2 separate regions of the Homo sapiens genome follow, and region 2 is linked to region 1. A link is a loop called in an ENCODE intact Hi-C map of the cell type or tissue named here. Cell type or tissue: heart right ventricle. All regions are shown on one strand.

What was found. Hi-C counts contacts between places; a loop is a spot of excess contacts. Peaks named below come from ENCODE experiments on the same cell type or tissue, not always from the same donor. Only the 100,000 strongest peaks of a DNase experiment are listed, where the experiment ranks them.
Region 2: it touches region 1 in a loop (2.2-fold over the local background); 53 of 110 quality-filtered maps call a loop at or near these places.

The regions. Positions count from the first base shown.
Region 1 is chr10:110,071,507-110,076,506 of GRCh38, forward strand. The region is part of intron 1 of ADD3 (adducin 3); the gene reads left to right. Among named protein-coding and RNA genes, the nearest start is that of ADD3-AS1, 66 kb to the left of the region's middle. RefSeq lists an enhancer at 1,008-1,077. In heart right ventricle, no CTCF peak of the experiment used is centred here; a DNase peak (open chromatin) is centred at 2,966; H3K4me3 peaks cover 462 bases; H3K27ac peaks cover 5,000 bases.
Region 2 is chr10:110,009,853-110,014,852 of GRCh38, forward strand. All of the region lies in intron 1 of ADD3 (adducin 3), which reads left to right. Among named protein-coding and RNA genes, the nearest start is that of ADD3-AS1, 4.0 kb to the left of the region's middle. RefSeq lists enhancers at 4,047-4,106, 4,527-5,000. In heart right ventricle, no CTCF peak of the experiment used is centred here; no DNase peak of the experiment used is centred here; H3K4me3 peaks cover 1,395 bases; H3K27ac peaks cover 3,005 bases.

The sequences.
Region 1 (5,000 bases):
TTTACTTGTTTTCTATTCCGTTTTAGAACTTTTCCCAAAACAGAAATTATTCATGATTGCAGATTTTTTTAATGGCACAAATAGATTTATTCTTCACTTTTTATTCTGTGCTTTTTTCTTTTTCATGTAGTCTGTGTCTTCACAAGGTGTTAATAAAATGCATAGTTTTCAGAAGTACTATGCCATCAGTAGAGTCAAAGCCATATTATGTCTTTCTACCTCTAGTTTGGCAACCTTGAAGATACAATACAACCTCACTAGTTTGGTGAATTTTTGTTTTAAATGGGGATCATGCCTAATCTTTAGACCTAATGACTTACTGAATTTCAACCTCAGCTTTAATAAGCTGAACTTACCAATCATTGTAGGTTATGTTGTGTACATTTTTTTATCCAGAAAAAGCCTATTTTGAACATTAACCATATTTCACTTATCCCCAACCTTGCCTTTTCTATAATTCTTCCTTTTTAAATCCTGGATTACCTGTTTTAACAAATAACCATCTATCACATATTAAATAGGCAAGGGACATTATTCATTTACCATGTATAATTTTATTTATTTATTTATTTTTAGACGGAGTCTCTCTCTGTCACCCAGGCTGGAGCGCAGTGGCGCAATCTCGGCTCACTGCAAGCTCCGCCTCCTGGGTTCACGCAATTCTCCTGCCTCAGCCTCCCGAGTATCTAGGACTACAGGTGCCTGCCACCACGCCCAGCTAATTTTTTTGTATTTTTTTTAGTAGAGATGGGGTTTCACCATGTTAGCCAGGATGGTCTCAATCTCCTGATCTCGTGATCCCCCAGCCTCGGCCTCCCAAAGTGCTGGGATTACAGGCGTGAGCCACTGTGCCCGGCCACCATGTATAATATTTTTTAAACTCCTTTTTCAACCCCTGGTCTAGGTCCTGAGGGGCCCTGCCCTCAAGTTGCACACTGTACGTGTGAGAGGTATACCCAGGGAACAGACAGTTAGTGTAAGGAGTGCTATGTTGGAAGTAAGCCAGAGGGTTGTGGGACTTGAGGCTTTACCGGGTGGAGGCCTGTAGGAGGCTTTTCTTTACAAATCCGTCTTTGCAGGAGAGGCTAAACCAGGGCATCCCTCAAATAGGAAATTATAGAATATAGTCAGAAATGCCTGCAGACAACAGTTGGATTTCACCAACTTGGATAGTCTCTCATTATCTTCTGAAGCATGAACACCATGGTCAGCATTTTTATCAAGGAGTTATCTATGTGGTATTATCACTTGTGAGAACAGTTAACTGGGAGAACAAAAGCTCTGAGAGAGTAAGAGCTACTCTTGAGCCCTTCTACAGTTCAAGGGACATCTCTGAATTAAAACTATAGGATGGCAGACTGTTTCATGAAGCTTCCTCCTACATAGAACTCACACAACTCTTACACCTTGGCTTTGGTTTACTTTTTGTCCAGGCCTTTTTTTCTCCCCTTGAGTTTTACTCCCTCAGCTGAATCCCACAACTGAGTTTTCTTCAACCTAGAACCTCCATAGTGTGTGTAAAATTGGCCTATTGTGAAAATCACCAGGGATGAAAAAATCACTGTTCGACTTATCTCCATTGCCACTAGTTGTATGACCTTATTTGCTTAACCTCTTTGAGTTTTAGTTTTCTTTTTTTTTTTTTTTTTTTTTCGAGACTGGGTCTAGCTCTGTCACCCAGGCTGGAGTGCAGTGGCATTATGTCGGCTCACTGCAAGCTCCACCTCCCGGGTTCATGCCATTCTCCTGCCTCAGCCTCCCGAGTAGCTGGGACTACAGGTGCCCACCACCACTCCCAGCTAATTTTTTGTATTTTTAATAGAGACGGGATTTCACCGTGTTAGCCAGGATGGTCTCGATCTCCTGACCTCGTGATCCACCCGCCTCGGCCTCCCAAACTGCTGGGATTACAGGCGTGAGCCACCGTGCCCGGCCCTAGTTTTCTTATCTGTAAAGGAGGCATCATGACAGTACTACCGATAGGGTTGCTGTGGAAGTACATGGAATAAGTATGTAAAGTGCACGGCACAGCAGTCTAAATTATTCCAGTGGCACTTTAACTGCTGAGCAGCATTTAGATCTCTGAGGACACACAAGTTTGCACAGTTGGTTTTTAATCTTTTTAGTATTTCATGCATTTTACTCTGATCATCTCCTTGCCCCCTATTTTTCTGTCATTTTGCTTTCCTTTTTGGAGAGTGTTCATCCTTAGTTGTTTTGTTTTTATTATAACTAAATGCCTATTACCATTCAGCACTTAACGGATGGTTTCAGTGGGCTAAGCTCTAAGCTCTGTGCTATCTGTTGGAATACAAAGGTGCTCCCAACTGAGTAGAGGAACCCATGGAAGCAGCCACCTTCCCACCCCCGACTAACATGAATTTAACCTGATTTAAACAGTTTAGACAGACCTTTTTTTTTTTTCCTTAGCCAGTCTTGTAGTAGATGGAGAGGTTACTTTCCATAGACATTTCAAGCTAGACTGAATGTCCCACAGAGCTGAAGCTTGCCAAGCAAAGCTCATCTCTGTGGCTGTTTTAAGTCACTAATAGTTATACCACATTTCTAGAAGTTGGTGTCACCATCAGCCAAAGATTAAACTTGTCTCCTCTCCTCCCCCAACCCGATATATCCTTGACCAGATGATGTTTGTTCAAAAGGAAAAGCCCTTTTTTTTGGTTTTGTACTTTTAGTCTACCACATGTTTGAGATGCCTAGTAGTTCCTTAACAAATCAAACTTTGTGACTTCGGGATTCATAGCACTTTAGTTGGAGACAGTTTCTCATTGTGCTGGTTTGATTTCTGGCACTTGAAAACATCTCCATTTGGAAGCTTATGGAATGTTTCATTCACTCCCCTATTTGGAGTAGACAGTTTGTCTTCTCTTCATTGATCAAGCCCTAGACCCTAGTGGTGCCCAGAGTGAGTGTCCTGTCTATGTTGTATTTGAGAATGTACAGGCACTAGGAGTGCGTGAACTCTTGTGCAGCTGACGTTGATTGGAGGGCAAAAGGGGAAGGGGAAGGCCCTTAGGACAATGAATTCAGTCATGGGGCTACCTCATTTCCTTTTTTTTTTTTTATCTTAAACAAAGCTAAAATATGTTTTCAATTACTTTGTTTTTAAAATGCTATCTTTCTCTTTTTGCTAACTTTCATAACAATAACTAATCGCAAGTCATTTTATGTACTGAAAATACAATATGACAGAATGACATTTTACAAAATTTAAATGAAACAAATATTTGAAATAAAATTGGAGTTGGAGGACAGGAGAGAAGGGGGATAGCATGCTTCATGAGTTGCACACAAGCTCATACTTTAGTTGTTAAGCCTCTGGCACTCAGTAGAGTATTTTTATTTAAAATCTACAAAACTGAGGAGGCGGGAGGGAAGGAGAAATTTCACTGCTTGAAAGTTACCCTAGAAGATTGGATCTGTAAATTTACATGAATCCCTGAAACAGGCGTGTATGTGAGTGCCAAATAATATCAAGACTAACCAAGAAAAACTTGCTTTTCTGCATGATTGTGGTGGAAGCATTGGTTCCCAACAACTTTCACATTTATAAGGATTTTTTAAAGGGACTAACTACACATTGGGCAAGTAGCTGTGTAGTCCAGAGTATTGGCTGGATTTAACATACTGAGGGCATGTGGATTCCTAAGAATGTCACACCTTGTCTGTGCCAGTAAATCAGAGTGTCTATTCTTGATACTAAATCTGATATCATTGGCAGATTTTCTCCTTTATTGGAAGGGTGATATTCAGAAGGGAGAATATTTTTTCATGTATTTTGCTCTCTCTGTGATTGGGGTGTTTTTATGGTTTTTTGTTTTTTTTTTAAAGCTATGAAATAATACTGGCAAGTCCCAAGAAAACTAGATCTGGATTTCATTTTGTCTCTTCAACTCTGTGTGATCTTGTGCACATTCCTGACATGTTACAAACAGCTTGTGTCTCTGAATGTGCAGTATCAATTTTCAGTGGTGAAAGCCCCAAAAGGAAACAGACTGATTCTTCCATGCACAAACAGCTGGGCAGTTGTGGATGGAATTAATTGCTGATATATATTGGCTGTGTTTTTCTTCTCTTGTCATTTCCTTTGCAGCTGTGAAAGTGAAGTTTGGCTTGAAAACACATTCTGCCAGTGCAAATCCAAAAAGTATCAAGACAGGATTCTTCTACTATAATAACCAACTGGTAACTTTGAATTGTTAGTTTGAGGGGGGAGATGAGGAAGAGCCAAGAGATAGCAGCAGGTGATTGATAATTACATAGATGGTTGAAAAAATAAATCATGCTGTTAGACTATGAGAAGAGTATGTTGGAATGGTTAATTTATCATGTGGCAAGAGTGACCTCATAATCCAACAAAGGCAAGATCAATCAACAGCCCCTCACTAGGGTCCTGAGAGAGGATGTTCTAGGCCATCTCTCAAAATATTGAAATGTTCAATACTCCAGACTGAATTATTGTTCCAATGTGAGAGAGTAGCTCTTGGCTAGAGTAACATGACAACATGCATCATTAAAAATAATATTTTCCTGGTGTTCTCTCAAATCCTTTTCCATTGTTCATTTTAAATTCTATGTAAACAATTACATAGTTTTTTATATGCTTATTTTACTCAAACTTTAATTTTATGATTATAGGAATTCAATTAAAAATAACTCTTGGTTGTGTTTCTGAATATGCGTATACAGAAAACAGTATTGGTTAAAATCACTTGAATAAGTATCAGATGTTTGTTAATAGTTTCAATAACTGATAAATTATTTTAGATCCTATTAAAGATATTTGTACAGTATTTATACATACTGTGGAAAACTTTTTAAAATAAAATTCCTACAAAATTATTGAAAAAGTGGGTGAGTATAAAATTTTTTAAAGTATGGTATGCATAATAAATAATTTTCTTTTTTACATGTACATTTCAATATTCTACCAGAGCAACTCCATAAATTCAAAATAAATCTTATTTTGAAGGGAACTATTG
Region 2 (5,000 bases), 62 kb before region 1:
GTTGGTTATGAGACATTCAATGTATTGCTACATTTTACATATATGATATCAGGAAATGTTTGGTGAACATTTGACATAGTTGATCATATGACACTTGGGAAATATTTTGCATGATAGAAGGATAGTATTTTCGTAATGTAAGTTTCAAGCATTGACTGAAAGGGAGAAAATTACACACTTTGCTGTCTCACCCCTTTCTTCAATATTATGCTGGCATGAATGTGAATTCTGCCTAATTATGTTTAAAGTGTAGATCTGGCCTTTGTAAAACCAGAATGTCTTTTGAGACCAAGAGAACATAACATCAGCAACAGCCCAACTCCTACACACAATCCTAAAACCTAGATACAGGGTGGTGCCCAACTTCTGAGGTTTTGAGGCTTCCTGAAGTAGGCCTATCATGTCTGAGTGCTTTTGTCACATGTAAGCCTACAGGTGGTTAGCTGGTTAATCTCTCCCATTTCAAAGCAGTTGGTTAGCAGTACTGGGTGGCATGTATGCATGTCATCAGAGTATAAGAAGTGTTTGAGGGAAGAAATCACATAAAAGCATAGAAACCTGGCTCTGAACAAACTGTGTAGCGTGTTGGGGAACAGTCACATCAGAACTTTAGCTTAACCGAGTTGTTATATGTAAAGTGCTTAGAATGGGGTTTGTATTCAGTGCTTTTTGTGTTTATCATTATCAGTATGTAAAGTGACATATCTTTTTGAAGGCTGTTAGGTCATGCTACCCAGCATGTGAAGACTCAGCAAATATTTGTAATAGCCAATATTTATTTGCCTAACCTCTGTGCCAGGCACTAAGAGTTTTATATGATTTAATTTACTTAGTCCTTCCAACAACCCAGTGGCTAAACAGAGGCATGGAGAGGTTAAGTATCTTCCCAAGGTGACACAGGTTGGTTCTGAAGCCAGAGTCTGGCCCAAGAGTGAGCCCATGTAACCACTGCCCCTTGTTGCTATTGAGCTCATGGTAATTACTGCAAACCAGTGAGAGGTCTTCATAGTATTCCCACGACTATCAGGTGCACATGTCTTGTTTAACCACATCCTCTGGTATTAATACCACCAAGTTATGCTTAAATCTAAGGAGTGGTGGTTAATCCGCATTAAATACAGTCACCTTTTGACATTGAAAGGGTATTCTCTTTTGATACACAACATATGTTTAGGGTGCTAGAGTTTGTGCTAGAGTGTGCTATCTTTCTAATTACTAAAGATACTAAAGTCTTTTTTTTTTTTTTTGAAGCTTACCAGATATGTAGGGCCCCAGGTGGCCCAGAGGGCACTAATTCCCATTGGAGATTCCAGTTCTGCAGTAAATCAGTAAACCTTATCACCTTTCTGATTACCAACATCATATCAACCTGAGATAAATTTTAACTTAAGTTTGTTCTAAATACCACCTGAGTTGCTTCCTAAAATGAACCCTAAATGCAAAGATGTAACTTGTGGCTTATACTTTGTCATTCACATTCCTCAAGGAACTGTGTGTTGCTGCTTCACCATTGTAGTTGATATGTCAAACAAATTATAAACTAAATTAGGAGCTGTTTTAAGTAATGTTTAGAATTATTGTAGATAGATGAAATGTCATTTGACAACTTAGTGCAATGTAATGTTAGGAAAAAATGTTTAAAAACAAGCATGCGTTGAATTGAGAAAGTGCAAGCTTTATTGAAGACACAGGTTACTAATCTGTTTCTCACACTAAACACTGTTTTTGTTATAATTAGTGCTTTTCAGATTCCTTTGAAAATATTAAATATGTAGAGTTTGAATTTTTAAAAAAACTTTAAATATCTAATCGAGTGCTATTCTTCCTTTTAAACGTAGACCTATTTGAAGTTATTTAAACCCAATTTAAAATTAATTGGACAGTCCTAGACTGTCATGTCATTGAGATTCAAAATAAGTGCCTTAATACTTTATGTCTTCTTTGTTAATACTCTATGGTTTGAACTCCGGGTCCATGCCAGAGTGTTTATAGGTGAGATTGTTATGAGGTCTTTCAGGTTCTGCCAGAGATTCAGTTCTCTTGGCCAAATGCCAAGACAGTCTCAAATTTTTACTGTAATTTTTTACTGTAATGGGTTGTATATATCAAGAATCCTCTAAAACATACAGGTTAGAAGTCTTTCATTGGCTGTTGCTTGAACGAAAAAGTGTGTTATCCCTTAGATGAATATGATTATTTTTTATTCTTGCAGTAGCTAATTATGGATGTGTGTGTCTATGTATACGTATGTCAAACCATGCTACTTGAGGGATTCTCTTCCTTTTAGGTAAAGTTAAAAATTATTCACCTGGTGTATTAATGTAATATTTATTGAGTACCAACAGTATGCATAGAGTAATACCTTTATGTGGGAAAAAAGTGTTGGAGAAAAAAGGTTTGTGGATCTTTTATTTATTTCATGTGTATTTTAATGTTGCTGAATATCTGGACCAGTCTCAAAGTTCAAAATTGAATTGCCAGTTGAAAACATGTTAAATGTTAAGAAAGTACTGTTTAACTTAAAGTCTTAGATGGTAGCACAGATAATGAGAATCAGAGCCCCTTGTTTCCTTAAACTGTTTTTGGTTGAGTATGTTTGAAAAGCTGCGTTAACAATTCCTTTCAGGCTTCTAGGACATTACTTAACTGCATTGAAGGAATACATTTAGAGTATCCTAGAAACCTTAAAGAATGAATGTGGCTTTCAGAGTTGTCTAGCATAATCCAAATAGTAGTAGCATGATCACCAAAAGGTATAAAATGGATGAAACCTCTCTTTGATTTTAAAAGGCTTACTGTTCTTGTAAGTTTGTTTCTTGAAGATAATATTGCTTAGTTTTAACTCCACTAAAAGCTGAACCGTTATTGTACAAGATGTATAGGCCTTGGCATATGTTTATATCTTTTTTTTTTTTCTTCTTTTGTATTTTTGAGACAGCTCTCACTATGTTGCCCAGGCTGGTCTCGAACTCCTGGGCTCAAGCCATCCTCCCACCTCAGCCTCCCAGGTAGCTGGGACTACAGGCATGAGCCACAGGCCTGGTTTATATCTTTAAGGTAAGGTTAGATCTAAATTGAGCCTTTACTTGAAGTCAGACTGATCTGCATCAGCACCATATGTTATGTTTACTTTTTTTTTTCTTTCAATGAAAATGGGCCTGAGGAGATTGGTTTGTATACGGTACATAAACTGGCATTTAAGATGACTACCTCTTCAAACAAGGCTACGGTTTTTTTGGATTTTTAGGTTTTTGTTTTGTTTTGTTTTGAGATGGAGTCTCTCTCTGTCATCCAGGCAGGAGGGCAGTGGTGTGACCTCGGCACACTGCAACCTCTGCCTTCTGGGTTCAAGCGATTCTTCTGCCTCAGCCTCCTGAATAGCTGGGATTACAGGCGCCTGCCACCACTACCGGCTCATTTTTGTATTTTTAGTAGAGATGGGGTTTTGCCATGTTGGCCAGGCTGGTCTTGAACTCCTGACCTCAAGTGTTCCTCCCCGCTCGGCTACCCAAAGTGCTGGGGTTACAGGCGTGAGCCACTGCACTCGGCCAAGGCTAAGGTTTTAATCTAGGGTTATGAAACTCAATTTTTTCTGCAGTGGGCATATGCAATTTCCATAGGATAAACATTTCCCTCAACCAGCTAGGAGGTAAAAACACTTCTGAGAAATTTAAGGACAGTAACATAATGTCTTTAAAACCAGTGTCTCAAGAAGTATACTATATTAGTGAAACAATAAAATAACAGTGATCACAGATACGTTAAGGCAAGCAGTGGATTAAGCAGGATAACCTAACTCCAAGTAATATACACGAAATTATTTTTTTAAGCTTCCATACCTCTTTAAATTTATTCTTGTGATTTCTTACTTTCCCCTCCCTCACCAAAGGAAGTGCTCACCTTTTCAGATGGAATGAAAGAGGAGAGTGCTGATGTGAGTGACTCAGCCTGTTTAACTCTGCCTCTGTGGTGGTTTGTTGGTTACCTACTAGAGGAGGTGGAACTCAAACAATGTAAAAGCAATCAGGTTGGAGAAGTGCTGAGTTTTTAGTGTCATGGGAACTCGGTGTATGTCTTTGTCACCATTAGCAGTGTTTCTGTGCAGTTCTTCCACAATGGCTCAGCTCATCCTGAGCAAGGACAGCATTTCTGTTTTCCTTTTCCATTCAATATTCTCATCCTATCATCTTTTGATTTGCTAGAATGACTAAATGCTAGAGCAGAAAGTTGGGTTTACTCATCCTCCTGAAGAAGATAGTTAGGCTTACTTGGTATATCTAAGGAAGTAAATTTGGAAGTCAAGGCCTCCCCAGGGACTTCTAAGAACACTCCACTTTTACGCCCTAGGAAGTTAGAGTGAGCAACTGTTAGCTGCATCGTGACTTCTGTTCTCATTTGTCTTAATACATGACAAAAAAATTCTAGAAGGTCAGCCTTTTAATATCTAAGGAGGTGGTTGGAAAATGGCAATGGTCAGAGCTCAAATGGAGTTGTGATTGGGCATAAGTGCCTTGGATGAGTGGAATGCTTCATTGCCTGAGCTGCACAAATGGGAGGTAGAAAGGGATTTGCAATGAAGTTGATGCATTGTTCGTATTCCTTATTTCCACAGCCAACTTTTTAAAGGTGAAAACAGTGTACCTCTTACCTTGCCTTTCTTTTACAGTTTTTTTATTTTTATTTTTTTTGAGACAGAGTTTTTTACTCTTGTTGCCCAGGCTGGAGTGCAATGGCGCAATTCTCAGCTCACCGCAACATCTACCTCCTGGGCTCAAGGGATTCTCCTGCCTCAGCCTTCCTGAGTATCTGGGATTACAGGCATACGCCACCACGCCCGGCTAATTTTGTATTTTTAGTAGAGATGGGGTTTCTCCATGTTGGTCAGGCTGGTCTCGAACTCCCAACCTCAGGTGATCCACCCGCCTCGGCCTCCCAAAGTGCTGGGATTACAGGTGTGAGCCACCGCGTCCAGCCTTCTTTTACAGTTTTTATTGTCAGAG